Linked DNA regions of Homo sapiens: region 1 is linked to region 2. Evidence: chromatin loops called from intact Hi-C (ENCODE). Cell type or tissue: OCI-LY7. All regions are shown on one strand. Each heading gives the region's core, and the rest is flanking DNA. Links, peaks and the distances in the headings are about the cores only.

Evidence for each region. A loop is a pair of places that touch in the nucleus more often than their neighbours do. Peaks named below come from ENCODE experiments on the same cell type or tissue, not always from the same donor. Only the 100,000 strongest peaks of a DNase experiment are listed, where the experiment ranks them.
Region 1: it touches region 2 in a loop (2.6-fold over the local background); 5 of 110 quality-filtered maps call a loop at or near these places.

Annotation. Positions count from the first base shown.
Region 1 is chr5:50,324,041-50,326,973 of GRCh38, reverse strand. No RefSeq gene overlaps it. Among named protein-coding and RNA genes, the nearest start is that of EMB, 120 kb to the left of the region's middle. In OCI-LY7, for the core only: CTCF peaks have their summits at 1,331 and 1,534 (motif pointing right); a DNase peak (open chromatin) is centred at 1,553.
Region 2 is chr5:50,511,664-50,514,596 of GRCh38, reverse strand. No RefSeq gene overlaps it. Among named protein-coding and RNA genes, the nearest start is that of EMB, 72 kb to the right of the region's middle. In OCI-LY7, for the core only: CTCF peaks have their summits at 1,110 and 1,320 (motif pointing right); DNase peaks (open chromatin) are centred at 1,406 and 2,066; H3K27ac peaks cover 923 bases.

The DNA of each region.
Region 1 (2,933 bases), core at 193-2,692, 190 kb after region 2:
AGCCTTAAAAAGTAGGAAATCCTGCCACTTGCAACAACAAGAATGAACCTGGAGGACATTATGCTATGTGAAATAAGCTAGACACAGAAATAAAATACCGATATTCTCTTATTTATGTAGAATTGAAGAAAAATTCATAGAAGCAGAGAGTAGAATGGTGATTACCAGAGGTGGAGGAGTGGGGAAAATGGAGAGATGTTGGTCAAAGTGTACAAAGTTTCAGTCATATAAGGTGATAACATGTACTACATGGGGACTATAATTGATAATACTCTTTTGTATCCTTGAAATTTGCTAAGAGAGTAGACCTTAAGTATTCTCACTACACAACACAAAAGGTAACTATCTGAAGACATGGTTATGTCAATTAGCTTGGTTGTAGTCATAAATTCACTATGCATATGTCTATCAAAGCATCATGTTGTATACCTTAAGTTTATACAGTTTTTTTGGAAACAATCAATTTGGGTTGGTTGTGGTGGCTTGTGCTTGTAATCCCAGCACTTTGGGAGGCCCAGGTGGGTGGATGGCTTGAGCCCAGGAGTTCAAGACCAACCTGGCCAACATGGTGAAACCCTGTTTCTATAAAAAACACAAAAAATTTGCAAGGCATGGTGGTGCACACCTATACTTCCAGCTACTCAGGAGGCTAAGGCAGGAAGATTGCTGTAGCTGGGGAGTCGGAGGTTGCAGTGAGCTGAGATCATGCCACTGCACTCACCAACCTGGGTGACGGAGCCCCCATCTCAAAAAAAAAATTTGGCAAGATTGTTAAGTGTCCATCAACTGATGATTGAATAAAGAAAACGTGGGATATATACACAAGGAAATACTATGTAGCCATAAAAAAGACTGACATCATGTCTCTATAGCAACATGGATGAAAGTGTTGGCCATTATCTTAAGTGAAACAACACAAAAGCAGAAAGTCAAATACAATATGTTATCACTTATGGGTGGGCACTAAATAATGAGTACACATGGACATAGAGTGTGAAATATTAGTCACTAGAGACTTGGAAGGGCGGAGGGTGGGACTGGGGTAGGTGATGGGGAACCACTTAATGGGTACAATGTACGTTATTTGGGAGTTTGACACACTAAAAGCCCAGACTTCATCCCTAAGCAATATAGCTTGGTAACAAAATTGCACATGTACTTTTTAAATTTATACAAGAAAAAATAAATAAATTTGGCTATGTCGCTATATTACATACAAGAAAAATTAGAAGAATATTTATATTTAAACCTTGCTTAAAATTTTGTGATCGTTTTAGAATTACATAATTTGAGGTTTAAATCTGTTTCTCAAACTTCTGTTTAAAATATAGACCCACCATTTAACTGTATCAAAAAATACAAAATTATCAAAAAATTTATAAGGAAATTAGAAAATAAAATGACTACAAAAAGATCACTAATGATTTTTAACCTCACAAGACAGCACTAAGACGCAATTTAACTTGTTTTGTAAATTGAAATTAAAATTTGTTTCTGTGTTAAAAATTGTGCAAATTCATAGGTAACCAGCAGGTGGCAGACTTACACTATCTTACGCAGTATTAAACATGATTGGAGTTTTGTGACTTTTTTGGGAGATATTCAATAAAGTAAGTTGAATATAAGAGGAAGAACATACAGTACTTTCTCAGAGATTGCAATAAGAACACTTAAAACATGCTTCTAGATAAGAACTATTTATCCACTGATTGTGAAATGGCAAGGTCTGAAAAGTACTTTATCATTATTTATTGTTAGTGAGATAAAAAAATTCGTACTGTTTGAACTTAAAAAATGAGTCAAACAGTTATGCATAAAATATGAAAATTATTTTATAAACTTTAGTCAACTGGAAAAGAGTAGTATACACTATATGTATACTACTGTGTATATATATATATATATATATACACACATATATATACAGGCACACTTTGGAGCTATTGAAATTTCAGTACCAGACCACCTCAATAAAATGAATGTCACATTAAACTTAGCCACATGAATTTTCTGATTGTCCAATGCATATAAAAGTTATGTTTACACTGTACTGTAGTCTATTAAGTGTGCAACAGCATTATGTCTAACAACAAATGTTTATACCTTAATTTAAAAATGCTTTATTGCTAAAAATACTAATGAGCATCTGAGTCTTCAGCAAGTGGTGATCTTTCGGCTGGTGGAAGATTGTTGGCTGCTGACCAATAAAGGTGGTGGCTGCTGAAGGTTGGGGTAGGTGGCAATTTCATAAATTGAGGCAACAATGAAGTTTGCCTCATTAATTGATTTTCCTTTCATAAAAGATTTCTCTGTAGCATGCAAGGCTGATTGACAGCATTTTACCCAGAGCAGAATTTCTTAAAAATTGGAGTCAATTCTCACAAACTGCCACTGCTTTATCCTCTAAGATTTTTTTTTTTATTATACTGTAAGTTTCAGGGTACATGTGCACAACGTGCAGGTTAGTTACATATGTACACAAGTGCCATGTTGGTGTGCTGCGCCCACTAAATCATCATTTAACATTTGGTATATCTCCTAATGCTATCCCTCACCCCTCCCCCCACCCCACAGCAGTCCCTGGTGTGTGATGTCCCCCTTCCTGTGTCCATGTGTTCTTATTGTTCAATTCCCACCTATGAGTGAGAACATGCGGTGTTTGGTTCTTTGTCCTTGCGATAGTTTGCTGAGAATGATGGTTTCCAGCTTCATCCATGTCCCTACAAAGGACATGAACTCATCATTTTTTATGGCTGCATAGTATTCCATGGTGTATATGTGCCACATTTTCTTAATCCAGTCTATCATTGTTGGACATTTGGGTTGGTTCCAAGTCTTTGCTATTGTGAATAGTGCCCCACTAAACATACGTGTGCATGTCACTTTATAGCAGCATGATTTATAATCCTTTGGGTATATACCCAGTAATGGGA
Region 2 (2,933 bases), core at 329-2,828:
TGTATCAGGTTTAGGTATATTCTTGAAAAGTCATTGTCGTCTATGCCTAGGGTGCCTCCAGCATCTCCTTTCTGAAGAGAGTAGGTAGGCTTTCCCTTTATTCCACTATTAGCTTTCTGATTCTAAGGTAGTGATTGCAATCTTACATCTTACATTTCTGACATCAGGAGAACATGTCTTCATTATTTCACTAACTCAGAAGGGGAAGGTAATAAAATTTTATTTATAGTAAGCATCTTTCTATACCAAGCTCAAGGAAAGACTACTTAGAGAAAGGTTTAGGGAGCATGAAATGAATGTTATCAGTCAAACCGAACAGACTTACACAGCCTGGGGGCTCTTTCCTCCTCTCATATTTATGATCCTATCCTGATCAAGGACAAAATAATGTATAGATACATTAAGTCGTTCAAGATCATATTTGAATACTTGATCCACTCACTAAATCTTATAGTTTATTACTCAATGTAGTCCTTCCTCAGTTCTTTCTGACTCAATTTCCTGATTTGTAAATGTAAACTTCAAGTCCTGATAATTCAGTTAATTTCTTACAGTTTAGTGAAGCTGTCTTCATTATATATCTATTTGATAAAGCTATATGGCCCAAGATGATATTTTAAAATTCTGTATAAAAATATATGTTGTAAAAGCACCACAAATCTGCTCTTAAGAATGGCAGTTAAATCTTTGCTATTATTTATATTCTGAGACTGGGAGAAAAGGGGAATGGGGAGGGGGGTTGGCAGTTGTTGTTTACACTAATTGACAATATCTGTCTTCACTATAAAGCAGTTAAGAACATTCCCCTTTATCTCTAAATTCAGAGTAAGTATAAGTACATTGGGAAAGAGACTGTGTTAAAAGAAATGGAAGGACGTAGCATATTTTCTGAGACAATGAATAGCTTAAGTAAGGATTATTATTATTATTTGATTAAAGTTTTCAATAGCTATGGATGCTAACATTCCATCTTTGGAACATTGTTATTTTTGGAGATAAATGTTTACTTTTCAGAAAGTAATATTTTTAATGTAAAAATACCTGATTACTTTTACAGGACTTAAAATGCGGTGGAATCTCATAGGTAACGTCAGGTGAAAGAAGAGCTCTTGTTTCTAGAGAAAGGGATTGTTTTAGGATGGAGGTGTCTTAGAGAAATGAATACAAATAGGCATTAAAGAGAAAGTTTCTTCTACAAGATTCAAACTATCCCTTACCAACTCCATGAGAAACAGTTACAAATTGTTTTCAGTCCTGCATATTAAAATAACTTGCACTTAATAGGAAAAAAGGAAAAAAGTGGGTCTTTATTTAACAAGAATTCCAAATAAAATCAAGCACAGAAATCATATTTGAAATTACCACTAGAGGGCAGAAAATAGGGGGAAAAGAATACACATAATAGTGGATTTCAGGAATCTGAATTTTTAAGTCCCTGGAACCTCTGAAGACAACTTTAATAATAACAATAGTTAACATTTATGAGGTGCCTACTATGTGCCAAGCACAGTTGTAGAAATTGTATAATATATAATATTAATTAAATTGATGAATACACACACACACACACACACTCACATATTTAATTTCACAACAATCCTATAGGTAGGTACTATCAGTATCTCCATTTTGTAGATGAGGAAACTGAGGTTAAATAATTAGTGCAAGGGTATGAGGTAAGTAAATCCCCAGTCTGCACACTTAATTCTTACTTCTTCCTATGGATGACAATCTCTTTTTTGTGTCATATTTTATTACAAAGTGTGTACAATCATTCTCTAACCCGTGAGAGGAAGCAAGAAGTTTCTTCTAGTATGATGAATTTCCTAGTTTGCTTTTACTGCATTGCCTGGCAAGCCAGGAATTTTGCGAACAGTCTCATATACACACCTTGGGAAACAGAAGTCTGAAAATGTATTTTATTGATGCTGCAAACTACTGTAAAGTTTTATGGACAATCTGAACTAATAAACAGGACCTGTGATGGTATCACTATTAACAATGTTAGGAAGAAGCTGAACTCAGAATGAGAGAGTAGCTGCATTAGCCAAACACTGAAGAGTTAATATCAGAAAGGAGCACTTCCGGTAGGCACTGGAAGACACTCGGTGTAGGGAGAGCAGAGACCCCAGCCTGTCAGCCAGCCACATGGCAGTGTTGGGAGGAGGGAGAAAATTAAACCAGAATGGTTAAGTCTTGATTGTTAAACCAGAGGCCCTCTGTATCCTGCTCCATTTGTAACCTCATCAGCTGCATACAAGCTAGGGCCTGGATTTTAACCCCTGCCCCTGAGGAGCCCACAGATTGTTCCAATGTTGTAAAAGAAAGGCAATAAACTAAAACCTAGTCAGCAGAATTAATGGACCACACAGATAAGGGTCTAAAATATGCATGGCCACAATTTTCAAGAAGATGCCATCTTATTTTCAAATAAAATTCAGACTTTCTTTTTAAGAAATTAGCCACTGTATTCAAAAATATATATGGAAGAATAAAGGTCTATGAATAGTTTATTTACATTTATTTAAAGAAAAGCAGCCAGGCGTGGTGGCTCACACCTGTAATCCCAGCACTTTGGGAGGCTGAGGCGGGTGGATCACCTGAGGTCAGGAGTTCGAGACCAGCCTGACTAATATGGTGAAATCCCATCTCTACTAAAAATACAAAAATTAGCTGGGCATAGTGGCGCGCACTTGTAATCCTAGCTACTTGGGAGGCTGAGGCAGGAGAATTGCTTGAACCTAGGAGGGGGAGGTTGCAGTGAGTCGAGATCGCACCATTGCACTCCACCCTGGGTGACAGAGTGAGACTCTGTCAAAAAAAAAAAAAAAAAAGAAAGAAAGAAAAGCAAGGAATGGGGACACATCTTGCTAGACATAATATAAAGTACAAAGTCATGATAATAATAATAATAATAATGAAACCAGTGTGGT